Regions from separate parts of the Homo sapiens genome. Here region 2 is linked to region 1. Evidence: read pairs that join two places in POLR2A ChIA-PET (ENCODE). Cell type or tissue: GM12878. All regions are shown on one strand. Each heading gives the region's core, and the rest is flanking DNA. Links, peaks and the distances in the headings are about the cores only.

Evidence for each region. ChIA-PET counts read pairs that join two places held together with the same protein. Peaks named below come from ENCODE experiments on the same cell type or tissue, not always from the same donor. Only the 100,000 strongest peaks of a DNase experiment are listed, where the experiment ranks them.
Region 2: POLR2A ChIA-PET joins it to region 1 with 5 read pairs; 2 of 35 experiments call an interaction of 5 or more read pairs at or near these places.

The regions. Positions count from the first base shown.
Region 1 is chr4:48,209,468-48,217,321 of GRCh38, forward strand. All of the region lies in intron 2 of TEC (tec protein tyrosine kinase), which reads right to left. Among named protein-coding and RNA genes, the nearest start is that of TEC, 56 kb to the right of the region's middle. RefSeq lists enhancers at 1,154-1,293, 2,363-2,422, 2,953-3,012, 3,033-3,082. In GM12878, for the core only: no CTCF peak of the experiment used is centred there; a DNase peak (open chromatin) is centred at 2,877; H3K4me3 peaks cover 1,991 bases; H3K27ac peaks cover 3,587 bases.
Region 2 is chr4:48,529,838-48,537,691 of GRCh38, forward strand. FRYL (FRY like transcription coactivator) reads right to left here. Exons shown (of 64, transcript NM_015030.2): 48 at 5,820-5,990; 49 at 4,708-4,848; 50 at 1,319-1,516. Among named protein-coding and RNA genes, the nearest start is that of ZAR1, 44 kb to the left of the region's middle. In GM12878, for the core only: no CTCF peak of the experiment used is centred there; no DNase peak of the experiment used is centred there.

The sequences.
Region 1 (7,854 bases), core at 1,332-5,331:
GTTGGGCATGGTAGCAAACGCCTGTATCCCAGCTATTCGGGAGGCTGAGGTGGGAGGATGGCCTGAGCCCAGGATTTTGAGGCTGCAGTGAGTTGTGAACACACCAATACACTCCAGCCTGGGTAACAGAGTGAGACTTTGTCTCAAAAAAAATAGATTTATAAAAAATCAAGCTTGATGATATATTAACAATAATTACAACATATCATGGGGAAAAAAACCTATTCACAAGAGTAGCTAAAACTATAAAATAGGAATACATTTAACAAGAAAAGTATAGGACTTCAAAAACAACAACTGTTTAACTCTATTCAGGGAAATAAAATTAACAGATTAAAGTAGAGACACACCACTTTGTTTTTCAAAGGAAGAACTTAGAGAACATAAACCAATTGTAAACATGCTTGTTTATTAGCTGTTTTACAGTGGAAATGTTTGAGAGTATTTCACTGTCAGAGTTTGCAGAAATTGTCAGATATTAGAACAAATGAAATGTTATGTGCTCTACAGAGGCAGATCCAGATTTTGAGGGATCTGAAGCTTAAACACTTTGGAGGAGAAATCTTTGTCAATTAAAAATTAAAAATAAAACTAAAATGCAAAATCATAAATGCAAAAGCTCTGGGGCCCTTCCAGAGGCCTTAGGAAGGGCTATGGAATTGAAAGAGCCTAAAGCTTACTTTTCTTTAACTCCATAGCAGACCCACCTCTGTTGTCATAAAAATGTAAAGTTGGTCAGACTCGGTAGCTTATGCCTGTAATCTTGGCACTTTGGGAGGCTGAGGCAGGAGGATCCCTTGAGGCCAGAAGTTTAAGACCAGCCTAGGCAACATAGCAAGACTCCATCTCTACAAAACTAAAAACAAAAAATTAGCAGGAATAGTGGCACGTGCCTGTCATCCTGGTCCTTAGGAGGCCAAGGTGGGAGGATCCCTTGAGCCCAGGAGTTTGAGGCTGCAGTGAGCTATGACCACACCACTGCACTCCAGTCTGAGTGACAGAATGAGACTGCCTCTTTATAAAAAAAATGGAGGAGGAGGAGGAGGAGGATGATGAGGAGGAGGAGGAGGAAGAGGGAGGAAAGAAAAACTAAAACTGAGAAAGCAACACCACAGTTACCACAACTGGCACCCTATCGATATGTGTACCACTGGCAAACATCCAGAGAAAAACATCCACAGCAGACGACCCCCAACAGAGTTCCATGAACATGGTTCAGAGATGTCAAACACATGAACCTACCCGAGGTATGCATTTCCACCAGTTACCAGAACTCCAAAACATAACCAGACTACCAGCACCACAGATCAATTTAAAGAGTGAATCACCTGTGATTAGTGACCTAATAACACAATGACACAATTACACTCATTGCAAATGCATTGATATCTGGGAAAAAACAGAGGCAAGAGCAAAGACTGAAACATGTAAAGACACAATGGGCAACAATGCAACCTACCTTATGTATATAATAATAACAGCTGCTTACATGCACTTACCTACCAGGACCTATCCTAGCCACTTTATCTATACTGATCCATTTACCCCTCAAAAACTCCTATGAGGGAAGTATTATTATTCTCCCCAGTTTAAAGGTGAGACACAGAGAGATTAAGTAATTTGTCCTAGGTCATGCAATTAATAAGTAACAGATTTAGAATTTGAACCCAGATAATCTGGCACAAGAGTCCATCCTCTTAGTCTCTCACTCCCTAACTTCACAGAAATTCTGTAAACTCAGAGATGGACCTAGACCACAGCTAAAGTTTCCTACAACTAAGAAGGAACAGAATACAGCTGATAAGCTGATTCTAGAACTTCAAGAAATATATTATCTCATCCAGTGAATTTTGGTCTTGTTTCCTGCAGATATTTTCATCAGAACACCTATCATTAGAAAGTGATTGTGAAGTCTGAAAATAAAAAAATCACTCTGAGGTTCAAAAAAAATTTTTTTAATTATATCTGATCATTAGCATCAAGCTGCTCATCATTTTCCAAGAAAATTCAAAGTTTTACTATTTATCCTTATATTGTACTACAATCAGTCCTAGTCAGGATAAGTTAACCCAAAAATGAGCTTACTTTACTATTTTCTAAAGTGTTAAACTAAATTACAAATATATTGCAGTAAATGTCCAGGAGTCTTCAACTGTGACAGTTTCTCTGCTGTTGAGATAGACAATGAACGTGAATAAATTCATCTTTGAGTCACTTGTGAGTTTTCTTTAAGAAGAATCACTTAAAGTATATATGAAATGTACCATTTAACAAAACTCACTTTAAAGTTCTTGAGCCTTACCACCTAAGCATAACCCTTTTCAGCTTCTTTAATATAAGCATTCACAGGCTGGGCACAGTGGCTCATGCCTGTAATCCCAGCACTTTGGGAGGCCGAGGTAGGTGGATTGTCTGAGCTCAGGAGTTTGAGACCAGCCTGGGCAACACGGTAAAACCCCATCTCTACTAAAAATACAAAAACTTAGCCAGGCGTGGTGGCACGCACCTGTAGTCCCATCTACTCAGGAGGTTGAGTCATGAGAATCACTTGAACCCCGGAGGCGGAGGCTACAGCAAGCAGAGATCATGCCACTGCACTCTAGCTTGGGTGACAGAGTGAGACTCTGTCTCAAAAAAAAAAAAATATATATATATATATATATATGTATATAAAAGCATTCACAGAAATATTTTTTTTCTGCTGGTCTCTCTTTTCTGCACAATTCTAATTTACTTAAATGCACAGGGTTCCTAACACCTCACAGGGGTACAGTGCGGAAAAAAACAAACATAAATGAACCACTGGTAAAAGAACACCCGTTGCAAGGTTTGTTATCTATACAGCCAAAGAAGGGAAGGAGGAAGGAAACATATGAATAGAGGTGGTCAGTGAAGTTACTGTTTAAGGAAGTCCCCCTTTGTGGGAAGTAGAACAGTGTGGTTTAACAGTACACTCGCCCGAAAGATAAGACATCTTGGTTCGCCTCCTCAGATGGGATGTCACTTCAGAGAACACTGTCCCCTAGTTTCTTCACTTGTAAAATAGTCCGTGGGCAAATCTGTGGGTTGTTTACAGTTATACTTTATGGGGCACTGAAGACAACAGAACAATGCAAGTATGTATACAAAACACTGATATTTCTGTGGGATCTGTGCTATGTAAAATGTAAGAACAGGAGGAAACCTTGAAATCCTCTAGGCACAACTGCCCCATATTACACTTGGAAACCCAATGTCCAGTGAAGTTGAGAGTCCCGTGGGCAAGTGCAAACAACGGTGGCACACAAGGTAAGAACGCCAGGTCTCAAGAGACCCCCTTCATAGCACAGCAGAGGTAGCATAACAAAGTATGTCATTATGAACCCACAGAGGTAGAACTATAGCTTAATCAGATTGTAAGCTTAATGAGGCCAGAACCATTCATCTTTTAATTACTCCATCCCTAGCACTGGGTACACACTCACTAAATCTTTGTTGTACAAGTGATGAAGAAAGTAAAACAAATGAGCTGAGTCCCATATTACAAATAAAAGATACTTCTACCAGGAAATTATAAACATATTCCTCTCAAAGGCACAAAATTTATATTTTACAATCTTATGAGTAAGGAATTACACCTATCCATGTGACTTTCGTAGTCGCAAATAAAATTAACAGCAATGCCTATGTGATTGCTTGGAATAAAGATAGAATAAGAAACATGTCATCTAACTAGGTAATGGGGAAAAATTCCTTTCCAATAATCTATTAAAAATCATTTTGCAATTTCACCTCAGTCTCTTGCTTACTCGTTTAATTTTATTTAACAAACAATATTGCACATATTTTGTAGTATTTTCTTTTCAGGGGCTTACCAATGTAGAATCATGCGAAACTTTGAGAAAGTTTTCTAATATGAAAAGTAAAAAAGGTAAATGAAGAGCTTTGGTAAGAAGACCAAAATGGTATTTTTATCTGAAGTAGTAATCAGTGAACATTAATATTTATTTATCTCAGAAGTACAGTATATTCACAAAACTAAAAGGTAATAACATCAGAAGTCCTCCTAAAAAAGTAATAATAGAATTAATTGCTGAGTAACACAAGTGTTTCTAAGCTCCTTTCTGCATATAATTTTCTACACGTACCTGACCAGCATCAACCTATGGCTAACAGTTGGTGTGTCTGAAATAGTTTTAGAAACAACTCAAAATGTAGTATCACTTTCTTAAATTGTCATGTGATTTCTTTTGACAGTTGATAACTTTGTTTATAATAATGTCCACATCTAGTTTGGGGGAGAGATTAATACTAATAAATACTGAATTAAAACATACCCTTGTTTTAGATTTTTTTTAAGAGATAGTCTTGCTATGTTGCCCAGGCTAGACGTAAACTCTTGGACAACATAGCAAGACTCTGTCCCTGAAAAAAAATTTCTGGGTGTGATCCTCTGACCTCAGCCTCCTGAGTAACTGGGATTATAAGTGCTAGCCACTATGCCCAGCTGTTTCTAAATTTAAATAATGCACCACTTCAAAAAATAAAATGGAACAAAATTATGTGGGGAGTAACTCTCACAATGTGAGATCTTTATATTAAAGATCTTTTTGCTTACTTTAAATATTTACTGATCATCACCATTGTAATTACTACCAACAAAAACTTTTTTAAAAGGCTAATGGGTGCGAGGTATTGTGTGTGATATGTTTAAATTACAAAACAACTTCTTCCCTCAAGGAAATTATTATGTAGCCGGTGAGAAAAAAAGGCAATAATCATAACACATATACATTTAACAGGAAATTACATTTAAACAGGAATTCAGAAAGGGCAAGGCATGTATAACCAGAGGGGTGTACAAAGCCTCCCACTTAAAAGGATTTGGGATGAGACTTGAGTAAATAGACAGGAGAAGGAGAACTGCTAGGCACAGCAGGACCAAAGCTTCAAAGGTAGGAAAGTGACAAGCACAGACAGTCCCAAGTTATGGTTTGACCTAACGATTTTTCAAATTTATGATGATGCAAAAGCAATACATATTCAGTAGAAACCATACTTCATGTACCCATACTACCATTCTGTTTTTCACTTTTAGTACAGTATTTAATAAATTACATGAGGACTGGGTGTGGTGGCTGACACCTGTAATCCCAGCACTTTGGGAGGCCAAGGCGGGTGGATCACTTGAGCTCAGGATTTTGAGACCAGCCTAGGCAACATGGCAAAACCCCATCTCTACTAAAAATACAAAAAAAATAGCCAGGCGTGGTGGTATGTGCCTGTGGTCTCAGCTTCTAGGAAAGCTGACATGGGAGGATTGCTTGAGCCCAGGAGGTGGAGGTTGCAGTGAGCTGAGATCACACCACTGCACTCCAACCCGGATGACAGAGCAAGACCCTGTCTCAAAAATAAAAATAATTAGGCCGGGCACAGTGGCTCACTCCTGTAATCCCAGCACCTTGGGAGTCTGAGGTGGGCAGGTGACAAGAAGTGAGGAATTCAAGACCAGCCTGACTAACATGGCAAAACCCTGTCTCTACTAAAAATACAAAAATTAGCCAGGCGAGGTGGATCATACCTGTAATCTCAGCTACGTGGGAGGCTGAGGCAGGAGAATCGCTTGAACCCGGGAGGCGGAGGTTGCAGTAAGCCAAGATCATGCCATTGCACTCCAGCCTGGGCTACGAAGCAAGACTCCATCTCAAAAAATAAAACTAATTAAAATAATTTTTTAAATTACATGAGATACTCAACACTTTTTTATAAAAAGGCCTGTGCCGGGCGCAGTGGCTCACGCCTGTAATCTCAGCCCTTTGGGAGGCTGAGGTGGGTGGATCATTTGATGTCAGGAGTTCAAGACCAGCCTGGCCAACATGGCGAAACCCCATCTCTACTAAAAATATAAAAATTAGCCAGGCGTGGTGGCACGCATCTATAATCCCAGCTACCTGGGAGGCTGAGGCAGGAAAATCACTTGAGCCTGGGAGGTGGAGACTGCAGTGAGCTGGGATTGCGCCACTGTACTCCAGTCTGGGCAATAGAGTGAGACCCTGTCTCAAAAAAATAATTAATTAAATAAATAAAATAGGCTTGTGCTAGATGATTTGGCCTAACTGCAGGCTAATGTAAGTGTTCTGAGCACATTTAAGGTAGGCTAGGCTAACCTACAATGTTCAGTAGGTTAGGTGTCCCAAATACATTTTCAGCTTACAATGGGTTTATCAAGAGGTAACCCTGTCGTAAGACAAAGAGCATCGGTATTTGCAAGCAAAGGAGTCTGAATAGTCACTAGATGGTATCCATTATAACAACCATATTATTGACACTGTATAGAATTAGAGTCCTTATCCACTGGGCAACCCAGACACATCCTTTCCAGAACTAAGGCAGTGCACTCAGAGAGCATGATCCAGAAATATTCGATATGAGCTTGGGTCCAGGCTTAACAACCAGCTCACTAGGTGACCTGGAGCAAACCATCTCCTTATCTTCAGTTTTCACAAGTGAAAAATCTGGAGGTGATTCTTTAAAGTCTCTTTAAGCTCTAAAATTGCATGATTCCTCCTTATTACTAACAAATCAACTATCTCCTTGTATTTATCCTCTTGTAATTATTTGCTTTATAAATCTTTATAGGCCTCAGAACAGAACAGTTCCACAAACACACTAAGTCCCCTTTCACCCCAGGGCCTTTGCACCTGCTGTTCCCTCTGCATTGAATGGACTCTCTCTGCCCATCATTGCTCACATTCTCACCCTTGGCCAAGTGGCCTTCCCCAATCTCTACGCCCCAGGAAAAAAAAAAAAACAAAAAACTGTATACAGGTCTATACTCTTGCCACCAAGGATTCCTCCACTCATAATTTGGTCTCTTTTTAAACTGTCTTCCAGTGTAAATGCTATCATCCCTATCTTCAAAATAAACACTTTCTAGAAACTATTAATTACAAGGAAGTAATTTCAAAGATTTCTAAGAATTCCTCAGCCCAGTAGTTCATAGCATAAAAGGAGAAATACAACTCAAGTTACACAAATTGTGATGTCAAATGTAGTTCTTTTTTAAAAAAAATGCAAGAAGTTACATACATTTCAAATTAAGACAATTTTTTTTCAAGGTAGACAGGTAGGAGAAGAGGGGTGGGTAGAAACACTATGTTTATTTCAACTACAATGCCATTTTCCAAATATTCTAGGAATCATTCTTTTTGTAATTGCCTTCAGTTCCTATGTCACAGTCTTGAATATGTTCAGTGGAAAAATAGCTAAATAAAACTTTGCTTAAAACTCAACTTTCTGATATCACTAAAAATTGCTGACGGACAAGTTTTATGACTAAATTAAATTAAGTAATACCATTTCTGAACAACAATGCTGATTTTTCATATAGCCTTTCTCTCATCATAATACAAATAATCAAATGAATAAAACACAACTATCACAGCCAGATCAAAGAGTGTTTTTCAAGATCTAGAATATGTCTATTGTTTCTACTCTTAAGTTGCAGGAGGACCAAACCTTTGATTAAACTCCTCTCTTCATTTAGTAGTAATTACCCCATAAAAAGCTCTGCATGCCTGACAACTGTTTTAATACAAAATAATAAAAAATTAAGCTAGAAGGGGAGGAAACGAGAGAGATGGTAAACAGTAACAAGTGATTTTTTTTTTTTCTTGAGATGGAGTCTTGCCCTGTCACCCAGGTGGGAGCGGAATGGCGTGATCTCAGCTCTCTGAAACCTCTGCCTCCCAGGTTCAAACGATTCTCTTGACTCAGCCTCCCGAGTAGTTGGGATTACAGGTGCCCGCCACCATGCCCAGCTAATTTTTGTATTTCTAGTAGAGACGGGGTTTCACCATGTTGGCTAGGCTGGTC
Region 2 (7,854 bases), core at 1,348-5,347, 320 kb after region 1:
GATGAGAAATCTTTAAGTGAGATTTTTATTAATATACAGCATAGCCAGGCTCCAGGGTTCCTTCTGGACTGATGGCCCCTGCTTCTGTCTAGTCCTAAAATATCCAGTTTCTCAGGTTTCCTTTAGTTGTTGCCTTCTGTTCTTTTCAGTTTTCCTTCCATGGTTTCAGCCATTCACTTATACAACACTGAAACCCTTAATTTGTTACTTCCACCCAAGTTTTCCTCTAAAACTTCAGATCCCAAAATTTAACTGACCACCAGGCACCTCCTTTAGTATGTTTCTGGGTCACTTCTGAGTCAACATGTCCAAGACGGAACTCATTGCCCCCTCTCCTTCCCTGCTGTAAGATCTGTTCCTGCATTCCCACTCTCTTGAGTGGTGCAACATTGATCTACCTGTCAAGGCCATTCATCAAATCCTTGATGCCTCTTCCCCACTTTCCCATTAAATCCCATCAGTTACTTCCTTGGTCTTTTTGTAAACCATCTCTCTTCCTTCTTCATTACCTCTGCAATTGTCTTGGGACAGTCCCACATTATCTTTTGCCCAAATTCTTCTAACAGATTCCTTACCAACTGTCCTCTCCTCCTCCCTGCTCTATTTTCTATCCTGTGGCTAGAGTGATCCTCCTAAAATGCAAACCCTAATACGCCAACTAAAAATCCTTTAAGAGCTCCTACTGGTTTAGATAAAACCAGTTTGTTACTATGAAATGCAAGATCCCCATGATCTTGCCCCTTCCTATGCCTTCAGCCTCATGTCTCATCACACTCTACTTGCATTTTTTTGAACTCTGTGCCCAAGGTAGGCGGTACTAGTTGGAAGTGTCTGGAACACCATGCTTTCTCACGCTTACAAGCCTTCATTCACACATTCTCCATTTCTTTGCATTTAACCTCCCCTCCCCAAACTGCCATAGATGCCTGTCTAGAATTACTTGTCTTTCAACACTCAGCTCAGATGTTGGTTCCTTTCTGAAACCACTCCTTTAGATAGATGCTACATACTCCCCTAGCACTTTTAATGTATTCCAGCCGAGTGTTGATTACTATGTTTAGTTGTTAAGCTAAACACTGTTGGGAAGCTAAGTTGTGGCGTTTCTTTTAGATGGGGAATGTATAGTCTGTTTCTCTAACAGACAGTAAGCTTTCTAACAGCAGGCCTTCTCCCCATCCCCACTTGGTTGTTCATAACAGCTATCATATTGTCTAACACTGGGTATGAGCTCAATCAATGTTTGTTAAATCAAAGAATGAATAAATAAACAAATGAAAATTCCTAGTAGAGTAACTTCATCAATTTCTGAGCATCTTACCTCAGATATATCAAAATGAAAATCTAAGGTCTTCCCAGGCAACTCCTTAGAAACATTATTAAAAATTTTAGTGAAGGATATTTCAGGAGAACCTGTATCTCCTCCATAGGTCTTGGGGATATCACTGGGTACGACAAGACTCGCAGAGCGTGACACCACCAGCTTTAATATGTTAAGGGCTTCCTTCCAGTAAGGACTCTGGTTTAAAAAATAATTGACACGTAAAAGTTACAAATGCACATTCAACTAAGAACAACAATTTACTGTACACCATAAAAATATTATTTCTACAAAAATACTTGTAAAAATTATTCATTTTGAAGATCCTTAATGAAAGGTTTGAGTTACAAAAGGAAAGAAAACACAAGTTATTATTTGTACTGTTAGATTTATCAGATACCATATGTGTAATAATGCTACCCAACTGAAATATCTTGCTTTTCTCCCAATAAGTGCTTTGTAATTATCATTAATTTGGACAGACTAATACAGTAACTTGGCAGTAGTGGTAAACAAAACATTTGTATATACGTCAGCTTTTAGCTGAATGAAGTTTATAGCTTTGAGACTCTAAAATTTAAGTATTTTAAGTCTTTGCAGATAAAAATTTTTTAACGAATACCTTCCTTTTTAGACATAAAAATATTAAAATACTAAAATACAGTTAAGTCTTTTTTTCTTGATGGCCCAGGCCCCAAATACTGAGAGTAGATACCATGCTAATGTGATGTTCTCAGGGATTACTGAGTTGTGTAGGGTGAGGTTTTTTTTTCTTCCCTACATATTTTGGCTATTTTAAAAAAATTTTTCTGCTTGTCTTAGTTTTGTATATTCCTACCAATGAAATCTAGGAATTATTTATGAGCTAGATGTATATGTAGAGAACAGTGAATGTTTGATAAAGACTTTATAATATCTTTCTTTTACCACCCACTGAAAAGGATACATAGAAAAAACTACTTCTTACTTATGGTACCAAAAATCACATCTCAACCTTGTATTATATTATACATATTCTTTCACAGCTGATATCTGAGGAAGGAAAAATAACCATTAAGACACCAAAAAAGGAAGTAAAAAATCTTTGGCAGAATTGGGTTATCCAATTGAGTTCATAACATCTTGCTATGAAGACACCTAAAACACAAAATACTTGATAATAAAAAGGTCTACATGATACTGTGACATTTTAAGAACAGCACTGTAAAAAGTAGTTTAAAGGCCGGGAGCAATGGCTCACGCCTGTAATCCCAGTACTTTGGGGGGCCAATGCAGGCAGACCACTTGAGGTCAGGAGTTTGACACCGGCCTGGCCAATGTGGTGAAACCCCATCTCTACTAAAAATACAAAAATCAGCTAGGCATGGTGGTATGTGCCTCTAATTCTAGCTACTTGGGAGGCTGAGGCAGGACAATCCTTGAACCCAGGAGGCGGAGGTTGCAGTGAGCCAAGATCGCACCTCTGCACTTCAGCCTGGGCAACAGAGACTCCATCTCAAAAAAAACAAAACAAAACAAAAAAAAGTTTATATTTAACAAAATCATGACTAAGTAGAAATAATCATCATATTTTTTCTGACAGAAATAATTACAATCTCTGGGCATCATGAAATGCTAAACTTTAGGGATGTTTTCATAAATTATATTGCTGGTTGTGTTTAAATGTAAAAGACTATCGATAATTCAATTCTGTGAAATATTTAGTTGTTTAATAAAGCACAAGCCAGCAGCTGTGATGAGCCATCAGCTAAATATGATCTTGATTCACACATTTATAAAGAAATCTGGAAAAAAAATTGAGTCAACATTTTAAAATCAGGAGATTTTACAGAAAAATGTAGATTTCCAGCTTCTCTTAAAGTGAGAAGTCTGCCACACTGGACCCATATTCTAACATGAAAACCACCAGAGGAAGCTAAGTTGTGTTTCTCCTTTGAGATGGGGAGTGTGCAGTTCACTTAGCCACAAATCTATGCTCCTTCTGGTTATCTGCTTGTCCACTGGCAAGTTGAGCTTGTGGTTCTGAACATAAGAAATGTACCTATGGTTCAGAAGGTAGTGAATTCAATGTGGTATATGTTTCTATGTGAAATATAGCAAATATTTTATAAGTTTTTTTTTTTTAAGGCTTAAGAAGAAAAGAGAAATGTGCTTTAGAAAGAGATATAACTGCTATCTGGTAAAGCCTCACTCACTGAAGGATAAGACACAAGATAAATAGGGCCACCAGAAAATCTCCCGTTTTTTTGATATCTGCAATCACTGATTTTCAAGGGAATGTAAGAGGTAATGTGGATTACATAACTGAATCACTGAAAACATTTTACTACAGTTTTATTACTTTCAGATATGAACTAGAATAAATTCCTTGCCAGCTAAGTATTTCCCATTCTAAGTTCTGCTCTAGTGAATGCAAACGTAACTGGAGTATAAACACAACATATTAATCTATTAAGGTTGTTAATGAGCTTGTTCTCTTTGGTGAGTTGTATCCATCCTACTGATCTGCTCAGCAATGCAAAGCTTTCTTAACTGGTAGCTCAAACCGACAGCTTAACTGAATTTCAAAGGTGAAATTCAGCAAAGACCAGGCCGACTTGTCATCATTTACATTTAAATCAAGTTTAATTTTCCACTTTCTAAATATCTGGCACTTTTTATCAGACACACAAAAAAATCTCTAAAATGCAAACTCTTCAAAGAGGTTTTCTGTTTCTAAAAGTAGTGTATGCCCACTAAGTAGAATCTCGTTAAAAAACAGAAAGGTACGAAGAAAGAAAGAACAATGAGGCCAGGCACGGTGGCTCACGCCTGTAATCCCAGCACTTTGGGAGGCTGAGGTGGGCAGATTACCTGAGGTCAGGAGTTCGAGACCAGCCTGGCCAACATGGTGAAACCTATCTCTACTAAAAATACAAAAATTAGCTGGGTGTGGTGGTACATGCCTGTAATCCCAGCTACTTAGGAGGCTGAGGCAGGAGACTCACTTGAATCCAGGAGGCAGAGGCTGCAGTGAGCCGAGACTGCGCCACTGCACTCCAGCCTGGGCAACAGAGCAAGACTCCTTCTCAAAACAAAAACAAAAACAACCAATGAGTCACAGTCCTAATTTCCAGAGTTTTGACTGCTGCAATGTGTATATGCATTCCTTCCTGTCATTACAGAACATTACAGAAATTGTTAATACGAAAAGTAGAAATCATACTAATTCTGATTCTGGTTTTTGTCACTTACATTGAGAACATTTTCCATACTGCAAATATCCTGAAAACACGATTTATGGTTGAACCACTTCCCCATTCTTCGACATTTAAGGCATTTCCAATATTGTGTGATTATAAATCATTTTTAGATGAAAAATGTTATATGTAAGTTTTGTGGTCACTCACCTGTACATATTTGCCAATAATCTTTATGATCTCCAGATTAAACTGCTTGGCTGGGGCTGCAGACAGGTCAATATGACTCAATAGACTATAAATAATCTGTAGTAATGATTGCTGCATACTGGACAATCCTTTCTCTAACAGCTAAAAATAATGTTAAAAGTAATATTAAAGTATACTTTAATCAGGTTGAATAAAAACTCAATATTTACATTTGACAGGTTGGAAAACATAGATTTAGCCTATGAGTTTATAGTTATGTGGATTAGAAATCTAGAGACTAATAAAGTGAAAGGCAGAGTCTATTACTGTTATTTTTCCTTGGTTCAGAAAGGAGAATTAGACGATAACTTTTCATCTAAATCATGGTGTTTTATTTCCTTAACTAATTTAGTAGGTATTACTTTATTATAAACTGACAAACATTTTTAGTGACTAGGAATCTCTTGCTTTTGACTTTCTCTTTGTGCCTATCTACTTAGTAATTTACTTTTCTGGGTATAAAGTTACTTCTTAGGCATCAAATAGATATTAACTTTTTGTGCTGTTCTAGGGCTACTTTATCATCCATTTTTTGCTGTCTCAAAATCATATTTTAGATAGGAAGCAAATGTATCATCAAACTAAAAACTTTTCCAGAAGAAATACTTTTGTATGCTGTAATTATTATTCTAGAAAAGATTTCTAAGCTAAAACCTAATTTTGTAGAAATAAAAATTATAACCATTCTCTAGGATCAGGACCACTAAAAACCCATTTTCCATTTTTAATTAGGTAAAGTGTATATTATTTTGAGTTTCATGTCACTTAAGGACAGTAAATAAGGATATAAACACTGGACATGGAAAAAAAACCCACCTTTATAAAAACTTCTTTTACACTTGATAGGAAGTAACTTATATTTTTATCTTAAAAAATTGTTAACTATGTTGACTGTCAGACAATTTGAATATCAGTTAATACCAGTGCTGCTTCTGCATATAAATCAACTTGATAAGGTGCCACAGAGTAGTTAAAATATATATATGTGTATATATATACACATACACACACACACACACACACACACACACATATATATATAGTAAATAAGAAAATATTTTTGGTAAATTTACCTCTGCAAGATAAGTCACAAGATTAAATGTTGTATCTGAGAAGGAGTCATGCAGGTATCTGCACACGACATTGATCCAGTTAGAACAGTCTCTGGAATACGTGTGTGTACTGTACAAACTCATCATGTGTGCCAGATTGACAAGTGTTGGGCATTTTTCTTCTGCACAAACCTAGAAAACAAATAAAATTATTTCATTCACCTAAAATAAAGACACAAGTTTAACTTGATTTTATGCTAAATGTATTCGCTTAATGAAATAATTTAGATGTATATTGGTTTTAATGCATTTTACTTCAATACGTTAGAAAAGTGAAACGAGAAAAAAAGCACAAGGCATTCTTCACAGAATAGTAAGAGCTAATACAGAAAGAGGATTAATGTCTTTGTGGGTACTAAATAGTACGGCCTTCTTCAGTCTGAAGATCTGTAAACTGTCTCTGGCAGAAACCATGTATGGTGTGAACTCGGGACATCATTTTGGAATTGCTTTGTCAAACCCAGGATGGATCAGTGCACAAGTGACTACACAGGCAGATATAACTAGGGAATTCTCAGGGAGGCTCCGAGCTGCTGTGACTGGGAGGAAATGCTTCAGCCTCCAGCTGTGCCCGGGGTATCTCAGTAGAGCAGTCAGTTGCAAACAGCCTCAACATGTGTGACAGTCAAAGGACATCACTGGGGCTCTGATGAAATCTGGAGTCCAGAATCTCCAATGGATGACAGTCTGCATGGTGGACCTCAAACTGCTCTTCCGGAAATCACCTAAAGCTCTAAGATCCTCGGCCAATCTTTTAAAGGCTACTCCAAAATGTACTGACTCTCATGTTTGTTTGATACAATATTAAAGAATCTGAACCAACTAATGTTTGGGGGGAATTTTACTGACTGAATGCACTTCTTAGTCTGTTTGTTCCCTGGGTTATTGGTGAGGATGTTCCCTGGCCTCTCCCAGGGGACACCTGAGCTATGCAGAACTGGAAAAAGGCCATGCTACTCTTACATACCAATCTGTCATAAAAGGCTAACCTCATTGTCATTTCTGCTTTTAGTTTTCCTTTTCCTTATTCTTCTATCTTATGGATGTTTTGTATGTATTTTTACAACTACCTACAGCATTTGGTAAAGAAACTGTCCTTTTAAATATATACATCTTCAACTTTCAAATGAATATCACTAATTTTGGTAATTCGGAAGATGTTTAATAGGCTTGGAGGGCCTCAAATTCATCATTTGGACATTATCATGGAACAAGCACAAAATATAAAGGTTATGCAAGGTCGTGCATAGACTATTAACACAGTAGTACCTGGGAAGTTATTTTATACAATCATTAAAACCAGCTGATTTCATGCAGTAGTGTTTTGCCCATAAAACAGACACCAGAAAGAAAAAGAAAAAATGGGTTGGTATCTCTTATTTGCATTTCAAAATATAATAATTTAACATATTATTAAAAATCGCATAATTTTATAACTTCTCAAGTTGTTAAATTCTTTAAAACATAAAAAACTTTCCTGAAGAATAAAACATTCTTAGAGAATTCTTACATTCTTAAATAATTTTTTTAAGGAATGATTTTAAAAAACTTATTTTTTGAAAAGGGAGAAAATTCCTTGGAATATCTGCTGTGCAATTTTATAATAGAACAAGTGACAGATTTAATTTTGGAATTTTTGAAATGCCAGGTTAAAATACGATCCAAAAAGAGTGTGTTTTATAACAAACTTTTTTAGCATACTATTTTTGCCATAACGAATCACTAAAGAGAAAAATATTTGTCCTAAGTGTTGCCTCATTTTGAAATTCTGTGCTCTCCAAAGGCACAAACAGTAGAACTAGGGATATTTGCATAATGAAGGAGCACATAATGGCAGAAAATTACTCTCTACAGTTATAAGTGGGAGAATAATTAAGGAACCAATTTAATTCACATCCTGCAGGTTGCTAAAAGCATACGGAGAGGGAACCTTTGTGTGCTGTCCAACAGGAAGAAAACAGACTTAAAAACAATTTATGAATCACAGAAGGCCATA